2 separate regions of the Homo sapiens genome follow, and region 1 is linked to region 2. A link is a loop called in an ENCODE intact Hi-C map of the cell type or tissue named here. Cell type or tissue: OCI-LY7. All regions are shown on one strand. Each heading gives the region's core, and the rest is flanking DNA. Links, peaks and the distances in the headings are about the cores only.

Region 1 (9,569 bases), core at 1,602-6,601, 71 kb before region 2:
GTGGGGCACCAGCCTCTCCACTCAGCATGAGGATTACAGGTTTGAAGTTGGCTTTTGTTGACACAATTGGAACCATTGCCAATTGTTTATATTTTGATAAGGATCTAACAATCATCTTGAAAACCACAAAGATGGTGATCATGAAGACACAAAGGCATATTTCTAATGAATTCAAGTTCATGTATGTTATCTAAATCAATGAGTAGGAAATTGAATTCTCAAAACACTGAGGTTTTGGTCTTGGAGCTGGGCAGGGTGCGAAATCATCATCTAGGGCGGTCGTTCGGCGGAACCTGGCTCAGAACACAGAATGTGGCCATCTGGCGGTTGCACATATGGATTACGTCTCTGTCACTTTCAGCAGTTACTATTACTTTTTTCTTTAGACAGTCTTGCTCTGTCGCCCAGGCAAGATCAGGGGCGTGATCTTAACTCAACAATCTCTGCCTCCTGGGTTCAAGCAATTCTCCTGCCTCAGCCTCCCAAGTAGCTGGGATTACACACCTATGCCACCATGTCTGGCTAATTTTTGTATTTTTAGTAGAGGCAGGGTTTCGTCATGTTGGCTGGGCTGGTCTTGAACTCCTGACCTCAGGTGATCCGCCCACCTCGGCCTCCCAAAGTGCTGGGATTACAGGCGTGAACCACTGCACCCAGCCCAGCAGTTAGTATTTTAACCAAGTAGTGCCTAATCTCTGCTCCCCTGATAAACTCAGCAGCGACCCCCTGCCCTGTATCCCACGCTACTCCACTTCCAGCAGGGACAAAAGCGTTTTCCAGCCCTTTCAGCAAGGGGGAGTGCTCTGCCCAGAATAGAGCTTCACTCCTCGGCCACCCATTCCCCAGCCATCCAGCACTGAGGGACTCTTGTTCCCACTGCTTTGAGAAATGTCCCCTGAGAGGTCAGACCCAGTTTGGACACTGCAAGCCTTCCTTCCCGAGGCAGGGAGGAAAAGGTGAAATGGCCCCATAATGCAAAACATTGCTCACACCCAGGTTTCACTTCCTGGTCAGAACGCAAAGCAAAACCACCTGCTCCAACTCAGTCTCTGGAAGGGTCCCTGGGAAGCAGGGAAAGGAGAAACAGTAGAATTAAAAAGTAGGCCTCCTGGCCCAGTGCAGGGGCTCACACCTGTATTCCCTGCACTTTGGGAGGCCGACGTGGGCAGATCACTTGAGGTCAGGAGTTCAAGACCAGCCTGGCCAACGTGGTGAAACCCCATCTCTACTAAAAATACAAAAAATTAGCCAGGTGTGGTGGTGGGTGCCTGTAATCCCAACTACTCGGGAGGCTGAGGCAGGAGAATTGCTTGAACCCAGGAGGTGGAGGTTGCAGTGAGCCGAGATTGTGCCACTGTACTCCAGCCTGGGTGACAGAGCCAGACTCCCCCTCAAAAAAAAAAACAAAAACAAAAACAAAGTGGGCCTCCTGTGGGTGAGCAGAGTCCCTTCTGGCTTGGGTGGGGAGGGGAGAAGATGCGCTTTTGTTAAACCCACAGGAAATAAGTCAAGGTCAAAAAGCTGTTTGAATTGGAGTCAGATCTATCTGAAGAAGTCTAATTTGTGTCAGAATCTTTGTCATTCTCTGCCTGTTGCTCAAATAGGGCATGTGATTATTGAACAAATCACGAGAGATAAGGAGGGCTGTTTCAGCTTTCCCTGGAGGTGGGGTGAGGGTCATAAGGAGTGGGGACTGGGGACCATGTATTATTTCCCAGTGCTGCCTAGGATCGAAGAAACAGTTTGTTGTAAATATTAATTGAATCAATGTTGCCTGAAATTAAAGGAACATTATAATTCGTGCCTGTGTGTATAACCCTCAGGCAATTAAACGGTGTAGAAGTCAGTCAGTCAGAGGCCCACTATGCAATAGCAGCTGTGAGGCAGTGTTTCCCCACCTAAATAAATTGTTTTATTTGATAAAGAATTTTCAAGCTGGATGCGGTGGCTCATGCCTATAATCCCAGCACTTTGGGAGGCCAAGGTGGGAGTATTGCTTGAACCCAGGAGCTCAAGACCAGCTTGGGCAACATGGCAAGACCCTGTCTCTACAAAAAATAAATAAAATAAAATAGCCAGGCATGGTGGCACGTGCCTGTGGTCCCAGCTACACAAGAGGCTATGGTGGGAGGATCGCTTGAACCCAGGAAGTTTTGGCTGCAGTGAGCTGTGATCATGCCACTGCACTCCAGCCTGGGTGACAGAGAGAGACCCTGTCTCCAAAAACAAAAAAAAAAAAAAAAAAGGAATTTTCAAACTGGGGCATATGGACAAAAGTTCACTCTTCTTACTGGGTGTGAGACCTCAGGTGAGTTACTTAACCTCTTTGAGCCTGTATTAGTTTGCTAGGACTGCCATAACAAAAGATCACAGACCGAGTGGTTTAAACAACAGAAAGTATTTTCTTACAGTGCTGGAGGCCAGACATCGGACATCAAGGTGTCAGCAGGTTTGCTTTCTCCCGAGGCCTTTCTCCTTGGCTTGCAGATGGCCACTTTCTTGCTGTGTTCATATGGTCTTCCCTCTGTGTTTGTCTGTGTCCTAATCTTCTCTTCTTATAAGGACACCAGTCAGATTGGATGAGAGCCCACCCTCATGACCCCATTTCAACTTAATTACTTATTTAAAGGCCCCTTCTCCAAATATAGTCACATTGTGGGGTTCGGGGGGGTGGTTAGGGTTTCAGCATATGAATTTTAGGAAGACAGAATTCAGCCCATAACAGAGCGCCAGTTTCCTCACTGGTAAAACGGATAAAATTTGCCCTCCTTTCTTGTTTTGAGACTCAAATGAGGTAAAGTAAGAAAAAGGACTTTGGAGGGTGTCAGGTGCTAGACAAAGGAAAGTGGTCATCCCATAGAGGTGGGACAGACCGCTTCGGACGATGTGCCTATAGGTCTGGTGAAAAGTTGTATTCTCTGTACACACCCAAGATTTGGAGGCCAAGTTCCTTGTGAAAAGATACATTTGCAAAGAGGCTACTAAATGTCATGCCTTGTTGGGAATTTGAGCCTAGAGTGATATTGCAAATAAAACATTCATTTATTTATCCATCACCATCATCGACTGCACGCCTACTCCGTGCTGGGCCCTGTGAGGGCCCTCACCTATTGCTGAGGCCAGATGGCAAGGAGGCTGGGTGAACTCAACAGGAAATTGAGCAGAGAGTGGACTCCTGGTTTGCCTTCTCTACAGCTTTCAGGGAGCTTCACTGAAAATCTCTCTTGCAGTCAACAACTTCCCTCTGGCTTTCTCTTCCTCAGTTATAAATGGCTTCTCAGGATCCGGAAGTTCGGAAGAACTTGGATGTCATCCTGGGTCTGGAAGTGGAGCCACATGGGTCAAACTCAGGCTGGGACGAAATTCACTTCCTGTCATTCTTAGGGACTGGGTATCTGACACAGTGAGATAAGCCTGGGTTCTATGAAAGACAAGGGCCAGTTACACACACCTCTACACAACTCTCCCCCCAACACATGCACACACACATACACACACACACATGCACAGAGTCCAGAAGAGCTTGCACCTTGGCTAGAGAAAGCAGCATTGGTAGTTTTTAGTGTTAGGAATTTCCAACCCATACTGAAAGCGTGTGCTTAGTTCACAGAGGGCAAAATAATACCATCGTGCACCACTGACCTCTGTCTCTTGGCTTTTGAAATTTCAAAGCTGAATAAGAAGCATAATGCCCACCCCGCCTACCTCAGCTATGGGAACCCCTTTTCTGTTGGGCTCTACTTCATGTGATAGGGGTGAAAGAAGATGAGAAACACAGCTCTGTACCCCCATGGGCATCCAACAGCAACATGGTGACACCTTCATTTCTTTTTGGTGCCAAGTCCTGAGTTTGAAGTCTTATTCTTCAAGAGGAATCCCAAGAAGAAATAAGTCAGCAGCTACAAAATGAATACTGCAATACATTGAGGTAGACACCAGCCTACAGTCCTAAGGCAGGAAGGGGCAAAAAGAGCAACAGGAAAGTACAGCTTGCTACATGAAAAAAGCAATCTCAAAAGAATGGGAAGATGGACCTCAGGCATTTAAGGTTTTACCTCGGAACGCCAGACTATTCTGTATCTTGGAAACACTCTTTCTTTTTCTTTGGACTTCAATCTTTATTTCCAAATCAGGACTGGAAATGGGAATTATGAAGCCAAAAATATCAAACAGCCTCAGATCCTTTGGTTAAAAACATCAGCGGCAACACACGACTGAGCTTACCTCCCCCATTCTTGACATTTCATTATAAGAGGAAAACCACAAGCCGAACTTAGCAAAGGCTGTTATAATTAACTCACAAGCCCTCGTGTGCTTACTAGTGGTTTTTAAGTTTCTGAGGCTTAGATGTAATGTAAGATGTGTTATTTAATATGCATTATGGAGGGAGGAAACAAAGACACATTTTTATTCTCTTTTGCTATACAGCAGCCTGGTTGGTTCCATTCCATCCATTTAATTTACTGTTTCCAGGCACAAGGGAATTGTTTCCATGTGACACTTATCTATATAAATTTGGGATAAACGGAATTAACGTGTCAATTGAGGTTCTTGATGGCAAATAACAGAGACCAAGTCTGGCCCTGTGAGGCAAAAAAGGAATTTATTAAAGTGTATTAGGTGACTCAGAATCCCAGGAGGCTGCAGAGTGAAGCTGGGAGGCTGTGTATCCCGCGACCATTCCGCAAATCAGTTCTAGCGGTGGTCCGGTGGATGGATACCCTCCTGTCTTTGCTCTGGGCAGAGATGCTGCAGCTTGCCCTGAGAGCACCCTGACATTGCACAAGCTGCTGGGTCTCCTGTAAACTGGCTGTAGTGGCCACCATCCTGCCAGTGCGCCCACAAGTCCTAACTGGGCTCCCCTGGTTCTCATTTGGTGCCCCCTTCTCATGTTCCTCCTCTAAAGATCTCTACTCGAATCCCGCTCCCTGCCCATTTTGGTTACCCTTACCCAAAGGAAGGGGGCTCACACTCTAGAAACACACACACACACACACACACACACACACACACACCCCCTGTACCCCAGTGGCTTTTGCCCAGGTTGGAGTCATTTTATCCGCAGTGGCCCCTGGGGCTTCATGGTCAGTGATGTTGAGAGAGGTGGTCCAGACCCTGTGGTGATCAAGTTCCCCAGGCAGGGTCTCCTTGTTCCCAATCCTGCCGTGGACTTGGAAGGCACTCCTGATTCTTTACTTAACCATTTAGAGCAAGCTCACACATGTCTCCAAAGGACAGATGTCAAGCCTTGGGAGACAGTATATTCTGAACTCATATCAGGAAAGAAGAGTCTTATATTCATTGCAAGGTTCTTTTCTGACATGGTCTGTGAGCCTCATTTTTATGCAGAGTGGTTACCTTGGAATCCCCCAAGACAGTTTCAGGCCCACACTATTTTCTATTGGCTACTCCCATTGGTGGACCTGGCCAGGGCTCCTGGCTGACTGTGTATGGCAAGATCCTTCCCCATCTCCCTCTTCGGGGTGGGGGATAGTACAGGGCCCGGTGCTGATGCTTCCCATCACCATGTGATGTCACTCCTCATGTGCGGGTGGGGCAAGGCCATATACAGAACATTTGAGGTGGTGGAATTACCAGCTTGAGAATTAACCGTTCCTACTTTTCTCAAGTTGTAAGCTCTACGACAAAGAAAAAGAGGTAGCTTTTTTCCCTTCTTATCCCAAATGAGGAGCCAGGTTCCGTGTCCTGGATGTCTGAACTTCTTTTATCTCCAAGGAGCATTAGATATCTTTGTTTTCAACAGTCGGAGTTCCTGTGTGAGACAGTACACAACCCACTGGAACGACAGGGCTCTGTGGGGTGAAGAGGAGGACAAAGGGAGCAGAGCCCCAAGGCTGGTGGGAGGGCAGGAGAGGAGACTCTGGAACAGTGCAGGGCACTCCCACGGGCAGGCACTACCTCAAGGAAGGTGACAACTTGGATAATGGCTGCCTGCCTGGAGGCCAGTGAAGGACAGGGTACTGATCTGTCATGCAGGGCCCTGATAGCCAAGGCAAGTGTCTCCCAGTACCGAACCTAGAATGCAGGGGCTGGCAAACTTGGTATATTAGTCCGTTCTCACATTGCTGATAAAGACATACCCGAGACTGGGTAATTTATAAAGGAAAAAGGTTTAATGGAGTCACAGTTCCACATGGCTGGGGAGGCCTCACAATCATGGCAGAAGGCAAAGAGAAGCAAAGGCACATCTTACATGGCAGCAGGCAAGAGAGCTTGTGCAGGGAAACTCCCATTTATAAAACCATCACATCTCATGAGACTTATTCACTATCACGAGAACAGTATGGGGGAAACTGCCCCCGTGATTCAATTATCTCCACCTGGCCCCATCCTTGACACGTGGGGATTATTATAATTCAAGGAGAGATTTGGGTGGGGACACAGCCAAACAATATTGCTTGGCATAAACTGCCTGTTGGCACCAGGATGGACCTGACCTGGGCTTGCTGAGCTAGTGAGGCTTGACTCAGACAGAACCACAGCACTGGAAAGACAGCGGTGGGCAGTGGGCTATGCCCACAAGCACATAAGGTGATGCAAGGCAAACCAGCTGAGTACGACCCTAGACTTAGAGAATTGTTTAGGGCCCCTCTATGTTCCCAGAGGTCCCGTACAGCCCAAGAGTAGGGGTGGCAGCACCAGAGAGTAAAAAGGATATTGGATTTCTTCCTAACTCTTCAAAAGACACTTGTTTTGGAATGATTTCAGATTTGTGGAAATGTTGCAAAGATCATACAGAAAGTTTACGTCCTTCACCCAGCTTTTACCATTGTTACATTTCCATGGTACATTTGTCAAAACTCAGAGATGTCATTAGTACCTTTTATTACTAACTAACTTCCAAACTCTGTTCGAATGTCACCAGTGTTTTCATTAGTGCCCTCCTTCTGTTCCAGGAGCCACTTCTGTGTACCTTAAAGCATCTAGTCGGCATATGTCCCCAGTCTTCTCTGGCCTATGACAGTTTCTCAGGCTTGCCTAGTTTTTTGTGACCTTGACACCTTGAATAGTACTGTCCAGCTAGCCTGTGGAATGTCTCCCAAACTGGGTTTGTGGAGATTTTTCTTACGATTAGATTTTTCTTATGATTAGTGGTGGGATTTGGGGAAGTGCCCTTCTTATCCCATCACATGGAAAGTATACCGTACCCACATGGCATCACCAGTGTGCCAGCCCTCATCACTTCATTAGGGTGATGTCTGCTGGGGTCACCACTGAAAGAATTCTTTCCCCTTTCTCTATTCTATTCTTTATAAGCCACCCTAACACCTTTTAATTTGCAATAGAAAAATAAAGAAGTGCGATGCTATTTGCAACTGAGTGTCATGGAAGAATTCTTGCCTGTTATATTTGTCTTTGAGCAAGGGTTTTCTTGAAGCCATCAACCAAAAGTAGTAACTCTAATGGTAGGAATTTCAGGCTTTGTGACAGTTGGGTGTGGGCGTGTGGGCTTCGGCGACAAACGTAAGCAGCGTTCTCCAACCTACCACTCAGGCAGTGCCCTGCTCCGCCTGGATATGGGGACAGACCACGGAGAGTTTGTTTATAAAACCTTGGTATAGGGTTTGAAAACTTAACACTCCTATACACACGAGGGACCATCTTACCAATTATTTTCTAATGCAGGATGTGAGTGCACATTTAGAAGGGGTGTTGATTGTTTACTCAGGACAAATTAAGCATCTTTGGTGTGGAGCATAATTAAAGAAATATGGTCCCTTTCTATTTCAAATCCAATGAGACAGTCACTCGATTTCAAGAGCAAGACCTTTCCCACACCTTTGAAATTGGAAGCTATTCAAGGATAGCTATGGAGACAAGCATGCAACAACCCCTACGTCAGTGTTCATGATCCTTAAGTAAAGGGATGCTGCCTCCAGAGTCTTGTTGTTGCCAGTTTCAGCTATTTTTCCAACTGCTTTTGATGACCCTGAGAGTTATGGATCTTCAGACTTAATGCTTTAGACAGAAAGTACTTTTGCCGTTGGAATCAGCAGAAAGTTTCTATGAATCATTCAGAATATCAGAAATGACAGTCAAAGTAGTTACTGGAACATTACAGAAGTTGTTTATGGGGCTTCTGACTTGTAAAGAAGCAATGAATTTTGCAGCAGACTTAGAGCAATAAAGCACCATGATGTTTATTCACATGCTGTGCTGTCAAAATTAAAATTCAGTTCCATACATCTTTGACTTGGATCTTCAATAGAAATCATCTCCTAATATCCCATTAACGGGGGTTGTCACCATTGTTCTGCAGAAGGTTAGAGTGAGGTGGAGATTTGATGGAAGTCTTTGAAGAGACTGTGGAAGTCAGGACGAGGCCTATGTGACTCTGAGTTCTGGAAGGCCTGGCTAACCTTCCTGAAGTCAAGCTTCTGACTTAAAGATCAACGCTGAAGCTTACCTCCCACACCCACCTCCATCTGGCTCCATTTTGACCTCTGCTTTTATTCAACACCTTTTGTGGATGTCGGGCTGCTGGGCAGAGGATAAGAATGAGATGCTGCTTGTGGTCCTGAGAGGCTCAAAATTTCGAGGAGGTAAAGGAGGGGAAGGGAGGCCTGAGGATGAACAACTGGTCAATTAAAATCAGTGGCTGGGGTTACCCAGGTGACAAGGTGGGGTGGGGAGGGCAGGACGTTCTGGACAAAGACAAAGCAGGTTAAAAGGGCTAGAGACAGGCTTGGAGAACTGCACGTAATTAACCCAACTCAGTATTAAAGGAGATTTGAAAGCTACTTTAAAACTCTATGCTGTGGGCATAAGCACTGATAAATGGATAGAATAGAATAGTTAACTTCGGAGACACCCAAGAATATTTAAGTGCTTAATAGATAAAAAAAGGGACCAATGAGGGAAGATTTGACTTATTCAAAAAGTAATGGGAAAATTGGTTATTTGCAAAAGATTAAACTTACGACCTCACCTGATATATTAAAAATCATTACATGTGGACTAGCATAACATAAAACAGTCTTTTAAAAGCAGAAGAAAATATGAAATTGAGCCCTTTCTAGGTGCCACATCAATAGAATAAATTATTATGAAAAAGAATAAGATTTATGTAGCCAAAGAAACACTAAACAATAAAAAGGCAAACGACAAACTGGCAAAAATATTTTAACACTATGATAAAGGGTCAATACCTTTATTTTACAAGAAAACCTTTCAAAATAATAAGAAAACAGTGCAATACGGCCGGGCACGGTAACTGACGCCTGCAATCCCAGCACTTTGGGAGGCCGATCGCCTGAGCTCAGGAGTTCAAGAGCAGCCTGGGCAACATGGCAAAACCCCCACCTCTACAAAAAATACAGAAATTAGCTGGGTGTGGTGGCATGGCCCTGTAGTCCCAGCTACTTGGGAAGCTGAGATGGGAGGATCCCTTGAATCTGGGAGGTGGAGGTTGCAGTGAGCCGAGATCTCACCACTGCTCTCCGTGCAACACAAAAACACACAAAGGTCATGAAGAGAAGCACAAACACCCAGTGATCATGGAAGAATGTTCAACCTTAGAGATAAAGAAAGAATGGGCCGGGCACAGT
Region 2 (9,569 bases), core at 1,700-6,699:
GGAGCTGAGCCTGTTCATGCATTGCTGGTCAAGAGTGTGAAATGGTCCCCTCCTGTGTAGGTGAACATGACTGTATCTACCTGAACCACACAAAATTCACTCTGACAAAGATAGTCACTCTACTCTCCTTGAAACTGTTTCTCACTTGAGTTCTGGGGCAGCAACTTTCCTGGTTTTCCTCCTATTTGATGAGTTCCTTCTTTTGAACCTTCTTTATTGGCTGGCCTCTAAACCTTGGAGTGCACAAATCCTCAATCTGGGATCCTTTTCTTCATCCACCTCATCCAATCCCATTGCTTATTTTTTTAATGCAGTAAATTACAAATAACATAAAACTCACCATTTTAAAGTGAATAAGCACATCCATAGAGATAGTAGATTAGTCATTGCAAGGGGCTGGGGGAAGGAAGGAATGAGGAATGAATGCTCAGTGGGTGAGGGGTTTCCTTTGGGGGTGATGAGAATGTTCTGGAAAGTGGTGATGGTTGCATGACCCTGTGGATGTCCTAAACACCACTGATTGTATACTTAATGATGGTTTTAATGGTAAATTTGATGTTATCCATTGATATTTTACCAATAGCAAGTCTGTCTGTGGATTTTCTTATTCTGGATGTTTCGTGTAAATGAAATAATTCATTTAGCGTAATGTTTACAAGGTTCATCCAGATTGTAGCATGTATCAGTAATCAGTACACCATTCCTTTTCATGGTTGAATAGTAGTGCATTACACACACACACACACACACGCACATTTTGTGTATCCATTCATCAGTTGATGGACATTTGCGTTCCTTCCACCATTTGACTATTGTGGGAAGGTTCTTTCTTGGTGTGAGGCCTGGGTCTACCCAGGTGAGGTAGGCCTGGGACTCCATCCTGGAGCCTCCCAGGTAGCACTGAAGCACTCAGACATAGGCTGGGGCTTCCCCTGGTGAGCAGGCTGGCTTTCAAACCAGACAGTCCAGAACAGTTGGGATGGGCCAGTTGCATAAAATCTCCTCGAAAAGTACAAAAAGAGCAGCTCAAATCACCTAAAGGGATCCTGACCTGACTCAGGTGGTGTCTTATCAGTGGCAGGCCATGCTGGGTACCTGAAGGCCAATGAAAGTGCCTTCCACCAATGAGCACTGCTGAGCCACCTACTCCACGTGGATGTCTCTGGGTTGTAAAGTAGTCTTTTATCCACAAAGCAAGTCAGATCCTTTTTCTGGATCTGGATTTTTTAAATCCATGACATCACCATTCTATTGCGTCAAAGGCACACTTTCTGCAGCTATACCTTTGCAATCCTTGGTTTGCCCCCCTCAATTCCCACTTTGTTTGAGGGGCACGGGGTTTTGGAGTGCCCACTCCTCCCATCTGCTAGCTGCATGACCTTGGGCAAGTTACTGCACACCTTAAATCCTCCACCTCTGCATCTGAAGGTTGATCAGACCCCTTGCAACCTCACAGGGTTGTTATGAGCATGAAATGAGCCATGCCCAGAACACTCAGCCATCCATGGCTGCCCACTGCCCTCCTGATTAGATCTGGCATTCAGACCCCCACCTCATGTTTCTCCGTAGCTCCACGGGGTCCGCCACAGGTTCTGTCACCCCTAGCAGGCCAGGTCCTGCATTTTTGCTCAACTTTTCCACTGCTTACGAGAAATCTTCTTTTCCTCAGGCTTTTCTTTTTTCCTGCATATATTTTTTAAAAACAAGAAACATGTATTAATTTTAAAATCGGGGGAAATAAAACCTCATCATTCATGTTGTTTTGAACACCCACCCTCACTTCAAAAGCCATGTCTCCGTAAACTCTTTCTCCGTCACTTCATCACCTGGAGTTGCTCACGCCTTTGAATGATCACTGGATTTTTAAAACCTCTTCCAGAGCTTGCAGCAAGCATTAGGCTTTCAGGTACTCAAAAGCAAATATATTTGGGGATTGACTACAAATGCACAACCAAATTGTTATAGAAATCAGAACTCTAAGTTCTCCAAGGGCAGAGCCTGATTTTTTACTCATTTGAGCATTTCCACTTTGATGTCTGATAACTGTCAGGCTAGACTGCCATACCCTTAGTTTAAATAAATATTTGCTTAATGGAATTGTTATCCAATGGATGTAAGAACAAGCAAGACTTACACGCCTTGTCTCTTATGAATAGAATAAAAATAACCCATGTAATTCATTAGATTAACTGATAAAAGGTTTTGTTCTTTTGCCTAGAGAGAGGCCTATAAAGGGATCATCTAGCAGGTTTTGTTTGCCAGATCCAGAGGTTTAATACTATTTGAGTGGTTGAATAACAGCAGCAATTCTAACGATATATCAGTTCATATCTATCTTTTGACTTTTCACTCATGAAAAATATTTGAAGTGCTTTTACAAGGGGCAGATCCTGCAAGAGGATGTGGTGCCGCCCCGAATTCCCGGCCTGGAAGAACAGTACAGTAATTGTGAAAGAATGTGCATCCCAGCGTGGGCTCTTCTCCATGAAGATTATAACCATTCACACTGCTGTGGGGGATTTCCCTTTACCTGCCTCTTACCTTATTTTATGGGAACAGTTTAATTACAAGGAAATGAACTCCATCTTTCAAATTTTCAGTTCCTCTGGGAGGTTCACACAGGAGAGCTAAGCACTGTTGTTTTACTCTTATTGACAAGAACGGAAGGCTGAATGAGACACAGTACCCACTATTTACTTGATCATGTGCTTACGTTTTCTGTTTTTCTAGATGTGAGTCAACAATTCTTGTTGCATGCTTACTGACTGTGATCACCATAGAACTGCCTTCTCTAAGCACCTTTCTGTTGTGCTGAAGTCTGTACAAATTAGGTTAGTCCCTGTCCAAAAGGAACTTGTCATTTAAAGCAGTATGAGGGCCAGTGTTTCTCAACTGGGGGCATTTTTGTCTCCCTGGCAGACATTTGGCCATGTCTGGGGACATTTTTAGGTGTTGAAACTGGAGAGGGGGCTGCTACTGGCATCTAGTTAGTAGAGGCCAGGGATACTGCCCCACATCCTATGATGCATAGGATGCCCCACAAAGAATTATCTGGCCCCAAATGTCAATAGTGCTGAGGTTGAGAAACCCTGATATAGACATATGGACTTAAATACACAAATATTTTTTAAAAATAAGTGATGGATTAAAAAATGTTTATGTGCGGCTGGGCATGGTGGCTCAGGCCTGTAATACCAGCACTTTGGGAGGCAGAGGCGGGTGGATCACGAGGTCGGGAGTTTGAGACCAGCCTGGCCAACGTGGTGAAACCCCGTCTGTACTAAAAAATACAGAAAGAAATTTAGCTCGGCGTGGTTGCATGTACCTGTAATCCCAGCTAGTCAGGAGGCTGCGGCAGGAGAATTGCTTGAACCTGGGAGGCAGAGGTTGTAGCGAGCTGAGATCACGCCACTGCACTGCAGCCTGGGTGACAGAGCAAGACTCCGTCTCGGAAAAAAAAAAAAAAAAGGAATGTACGTGTGCTTCACAGAATGTCTTAGTCAAGAAATCAGAGGAACAGAGGACAGTTGGATGGCCCCAGGTGGCAGAGTTGATCATCTTTTTTCCAGTATTTGAGCAGATTTTGTGAGAGGGATAAAGACAGTAAAGGAGATCACTTGGGATCCAAAAGATCTTCAGGAGAACCTCTGGTAAATCAACATCATTCTGATTTTTAACATCAGAGTCTACATTGGATAAAAATGCCAATCATTCAGGAAAAGATCACTACGAGCAAGGATTTTAAATTGGAAGACGTGGACTTTATTCTGTGATTACGAAATTGCTCAAAAAGGCCAGAAACAACTTAAAGTTCAGAATCATATTAATTCGAAGACCAAAAAAGAGGAAGCATTCAGCCAGCTCAAAGAAATTATTGCATCATTTCCTTGTGTGCGGTTTAGGTTAAAAATAACCTCTAATCCTTGTCAAGAGTAAACTGTCTTGTCAAAGAGAATTAGGAAATTACCTCAGGGCGGGGGTTACAGGGTGGGGTAGAGAAGGAGCAGTTCATCAGGAAGAAATTACTTGCTGCATTTTGAGATGAACATTTCTGAATGACTGAAGAAAATGTGGGGCTAAGGGAATAGGGACTCCGATGGGAGACAGGAGGAACGTGCATGGGGCATGTGTGTGTGTTGTGGGGGTAGGTGAAGAGGGAGGCACTGGAGTGTCCCTGCCATGGAGGTGGCTGCCCTGGGTGGCTTGAACTGCTGGGCCATGGGGTGTTCTTCTCTTCTCCGTCTTGGGCAGCCTGCTTTGGCCTTGGGTGCTCACAGAGATAGAGTGTAAACCACAAGCTCTGTGCCTATTGGGCCATGAAGCGAAATTCGATAAAGGCTGACCTTCGGCTGAGCCCCAAAGCCATCTCAGCACCTCGACATCACCACAACATCACCACAACACCCCGGAGACAAGAACAGACATGTTCTTTAGAGGGTCATGGCTGCACTAGCTGTAAAGAAGTGGAGAGGGAGAATATATGCCAAAAAAAGGCAGCTTCTTGACCTTCAGATTCCTGCTGCCAGCTTCCTGTTTGCCACTGGGTTGCAAACTCCATAAAGCAAAAACCAAGCACAGGGGCTGTACGAGTGCCCTGTGTTCTCATTGTAGATGCTCCAATATTGGCAAATGTGACTTTCAAGTGTGGTGATGTCCTATCCCTCCAGCCTTGTGCAGTATTGTTTCGTGGTTTCCTTGTAATTTGGGACAAAGCATGTTGCTCTGGAAGCAATCAACAAGACTCATGCCAGAGTTCGTGTGAATATGCATGTTGTGGAAATCGGCACTGAAAAATTAAGGATTTTTTTTTTTTGAGGAGCTACATTGTACTGAAGTTGAAGAAAATATACACATTTGGTCTTTCTTTCTTTCTTTCTTTCTTTCTTTCTTTCTTTCTTTCTTTCTCTTTCTTTCTTCCTTCCTTCCTTTTTCTCTCTTTCTTTTTTTTTTTTTTTTTTGTGAAATGGAGTCTCGCACTGTCACCCAGGCTGGAGTGCAGTGGCGTGCGATCTCTGCTCACTGCAAGCTCTGCCTCCCAGGTTCACACCATTCTCCTGCCTCAGCCTCCCAAGTAGCTGGGACTACAGCTACTCTTTCTTTCTTTCTTTCTTTCTTTCTTTCTTTCTTTCTTTCTTTCTTTCTTTCTTTCTCTTTCTTTCTTTCTCTTTCTTTCTTTCTTTCTTTCCTTTCTTTCCTTCCTTCCTTCTTTCTTTCTTTCTTTTCTTTCTCTTTCTTTCTTTCTTCTTTCTTTCTCTCCTTCTTTCCTTCCTTCCTTCTCTTTCTATCTCTCTCTCTCTTTCTTTCTCAAAACCACAATCACTCCGAGCATGGCTTTTAGTTCATGAACAGTACCACAATGTCCTGTGTAATAAGCAAAATAAATAAGCAAGAGAAACATGTTTTTCTGAAAACAATATAACCCATGTGGTGAAATAGAAGGAACAGAGGCTGGATCTGGGTATAAGTCCTAACTTGCCACTTGCTAGTTATATGTCTTCTGATATTTGGTTATTTCATCAGCAGAATGGAAAAGACATTTCTTCCTTCCTAGGACTATAATGTGGAATGAATGAGCCAATGTATGTAGGATTCTTGCAAGGTGCCTGGCATTTGATACTTAATAAATAGTATTTATTATCATAAAAATTTGTGTTATAAGTGCTATATCTCTAAGAGACATCTTTCCATCAGTGATTGCATATCACATTATATAATATGCCACAAAACCATACAGCTACCAGTAGTCAGCTCGATAAAAGCCAACATTTATCATCCACATTGTCACCAAAAAATTTATGTGAGGCGCTCACCATGTAGAATTACAACTTGCTCACTTGTTTGCGAGTTCTGTAAGCAGTGGGAAATTAAAAGTATGTGTGTGTACGTCAGTGTAAATCTGTTAGAAAAATGCACCATAAAGAATGACATCATTTGGTTTGAAGGCTAAGAAGATTTGGTCAGCAGACGCATGCGGTAGCTCAAGGGAGATACTGGGACTCTAGCCAATAACTTCTGACCTACAGACAAGAGAAGAAACTCTGGGAACTGAAAGGTCTCTTATCACATTTTAATTCAAAAAATAAAATCTTGCACTCCAGAGCCAGAATCTATAAATGGAATAAGATATCAGGAAGAGTGGTGTTCAGTGACAAATAGTGCATTTGGCAAAGAGCATTCCACATGTGGCATCAGAGAAGCAAGGAACTCTTTCCACAAGTATTTCTCCAAGCTTACCATCGAAACAGATGGACGGCAGGAATTTAATGCTGTGCATTGATAGGACAATCTCAATGCCAGGGAACTTTGACACACAGGAGCTTAAAAATGGGGAGATCTATTGACTGATTGGTCCATCCATCCATCCATCCATCCACCCACCCATCCATTCATTTCTATTCATCCATTCAACCAACATTAATTGAATGCACACTCTTTGCCAGGCCTTGGCTGAGAGGCCAAAGCTACAAAGAAGAAAAGGCTCAATTCTATTTCTCAAGGATCTTACAAAGAACTGGATAGGCAGGCACAGTCAAAAAAAGATGCTCAAAATTTGGTGAGTTACACATGGGCTGGATATACAGCAGACTTTAAGTAAATACTATGTGAAAACAATAACAATAAAACACAGATCTGTGGCAAGAGATGCCATTTCCAGCTCTCTCTTGATGATTTTATTTGAGGGTAAAGGACTTTTAGCAGTTTGGGGGGAAAAAGCTGCACGAAGTAGGTGACTCTTGTCTCTTTTTCCAGCCCACGTTCATCATCTCCGGAGAAAACAACTCCTGTGGCTTGAAGCCTTTAATGGAGCCAGTTCTCCCCCACAGGCTGTCTTCACTTCCAGGGAGGGAGGGTTATTTACTGCATGCTTCATCATTGACGATCTGCATGGAGAGAACACAGGAATCACATTCACTTTGAGCCGCTGAGTGGCCTGGACGGGAGCCATCTGTGTGCACTCTTCCTTTATCTCGTGTGTGTGTCGGGGGTAGCCAGGAGTGCATTTTAGAAAGAAATACTTGGAAAAGTTAATGAAACAGCACAAAATGTAATTCCCAGTTCAATATCGAGTTGCCATTTGTTGTTCATTTTAGTTTGTATTTTGTGCGTTTTGCCAAGGACTCACATAAGCTTTGCTTTTTTTGAATTAGGATTATAAATCACGTGGAAACTCTGGTGACATTTAAAAAAAATTGAACGCAGCACCTGTCTGTTTTAAACATTAGCAATGCTGAAATTGGTTTTCATATAACTGTGAGCTATAATAACTTTCACCTACTTGGAATTGGTTTGTAATTTTGACATGAACTGATGAGAGCCAAAATATTGTTAAGCTTCCCCCTGCCTTCCAGACCCAGTTTGGATTTGAGGGATTCTGGAGATTTGTGATTTGAAAGTAATCATTGTAAAACACATCATCATTAATCAAATTACTGAGACCACAGTGTACAGGGTGTTCCATTCCCAGCTTTCGGGAATCATCCCATCAATTCTAATCTGGCCATTGTCACTAGGGTAGACAAAGAATCAATCAAATCAACAAGTATTTATCCAGAGCTTAGTACGCACTTAGCACAGTTCCAGGGTACTATTTGGAAGGAGGGTAGGAGAGGGTAGAAGATGTGTAAGACACATTCCTTCATTATCTGAACAAGCAAGGAGGAAAATGGCAATTGTTTCTTCAAAATGCTGCCTGCCTTGATCATTAGCTTTGAATAGCTGTATGATTTCAAGTTGCAAGGTTAGAAATGTAACTGCTTTGTACTTTCAAAGTGAAATGAGTTATTTGGTGAGAAAAATCCCTCACATTTATTGTACTGGTCTGGTGTTTTCTTTTGACAATTGCTGCTGATTTTGGCAGCATAGGAAAGACCCTACATCCTGTCTGCTGAGGAGCACAACAGTATAGAAAGGGCTTCAAAGGAATTATTTCCCCCCTGGCATCCCCATTGCTGAGTGAGTGGGCAAATGACCAGCAAGGCCCTGCTTGCCAGTTGGTATTGTGCCTCCTCATAAGGAAGCTGACCAGCAGGCAGATAGACAGACATTGATGTTCTGCCCGCGTTCCTGGAAAAGGGGGAAGCGGCCAGGTTACATAATGGTCTGACTTTTTAGAGAAGTCCAGTTTTCCAAAAAATAAATCCACAACTGTGAAGTAGAAGGGAAACTTTCTCCTGTACTGCCAGAAGGCATTTCAAAGCATCTGTAATTATTTTTAACAGTTTCATTGAGGTATAATCTACATAGCAGAAAATTCATGCACTGTAAGTGCACAGTTAAATAAGTTTCAGAAAATGTGTCCATTTGTACAACCATACAACCATCACTACAATTCAGTTTTAGAAAACTTCCAATACCTCAAAACATTCCCTCCTTTGGAGTATTCATCCGTTCTCATGCTGCTGATAAAGACACACCCGAGACTGGGTAATTTATAAAGAAAAAGAGATTTAATGGACTCACAGTTCCACATGGCTGGGGAGGCCTCACAATCGTGGCGGGAGGCAAAAGACACCTTACATGGCAGCAGGCAAGAAACAGAATGAGAATCAAGCAAAAGGGAAAACCCTTTACAAAACCATTAGATCTCCTGAGACTTATTCACTACCACAAGAACAGTATGGGGGAAACTTCCACCATGATTCAATTATCTCCCACTGGATCCCTCCTACAACACATGGGAATTATGGAAGTTACAATTCAAGATGAGATTTGAGTGGGGACACAGCCAAACCACATCACTTGGCTTGTTTGCAGTCAATCCCCACTCTCACTCGCCGGCCCAAGCAACCATTGATCCGCCTTTTGTTTATAAAGCTCTTATGAATGGGATCATACAATATGCTGTCTTTTGTGTTTGGCTTCTTTCACTTAGGATAATGTTTTCAAAGTTCATCCATGTTGTTTCATGTATCAATACTTCATCGCTTTTTATCACTGAGTAGTTCCATTGCATGGATGGACCACTTTGTTAATCCATTTCTCAGTGGATGGATGTTTAGCTTGTTTCCTTTTTTTACCAACACGTCCACTGTCACTGATAATTTTAAGTAAGACATGACACTAACATTAAAATGGAAAATTATCTACTTCCAATCTTGTTATGCATGTCACTACACTAGTTCTGAAAGACTGTTATATTAGTTTCATGCAATATAAACTACATTGGGAAGTAGGAAATTATCAAGTGGATATTTTGTCCAATCAAAACTTCAGTTATGCAAGATGAACAGGACCTTAGAGCCTTGAAATGAGCAAGCTTTCCCCAAAAGTAAAAGAAATTTTCCCAAAGACAGTCTTACTTTTTTCTACCTTACCATATCTGCTTTCTCACTCTTGAAATACTTCATGTACTTTATCCATTTGTGCATTCATTAATTCATTCATTCCTGTTTATTCCATAAATATTTAGTGGACATTTTCTCTGTGTTAAGGCAGGGTGCTAGGTGCTATAGTACATATAAAAAGAAATCAGACATGATCATAACTGGTTCTGTACAGATACCCAAGTCAGTTTTTTAAGTATTTTTGACTGAGACTCACAGTAAAAAGTACATATTACCTGTACATAT

Evidence for each region. Hi-C counts contacts between places; a loop is a spot of excess contacts. Peaks named below come from ENCODE experiments on the same cell type or tissue, not always from the same donor. Only the 100,000 strongest peaks of a DNase experiment are listed, where the experiment ranks them.
Region 1: it touches region 2 in a loop (2.5-fold over the local background); 3 of 110 quality-filtered maps call a loop at or near these places.

What each region holds. Positions count from the first base shown.
Region 1 is chr10:114,090,821-114,100,389 of GRCh38, reverse strand. No RefSeq gene overlaps it. Among named protein-coding and RNA genes, the nearest start is that of ADRB1, 52 kb to the right of the region's middle. In OCI-LY7, for the core only: no CTCF peak of the experiment used is centred there; DNase peaks (open chromatin) are centred at 3,969 and 4,279; H3K4me3 peaks cover 1,270 bases; H3K27ac peaks cover 1,168 bases.
Region 2 is chr10:114,019,817-114,029,385 of GRCh38, reverse strand. It overlaps LOC105378492 (a long non-coding RNA gene), which reads right to left. Exons shown (of 3, transcript XR_946332.1): 3 at 6,691-6,881. LOC105378493 (a long non-coding RNA gene) reads right to left here and starts at 2,033. Exons shown (of 3, transcript XR_946333.3): 1 at 1,775-2,033; 2 at 1,553-1,683. RefSeq lists a silencer at 2,580-2,629 and enhancers at 2,900-3,009, 2,061-3,260, 4,281-4,620. In OCI-LY7, for the core only: no CTCF peak of the experiment used is centred there; DNase peaks (open chromatin) are centred at 3,895 and 4,545; H3K4me3 peaks cover 1,423 bases; H3K27ac peaks cover 2,313 bases.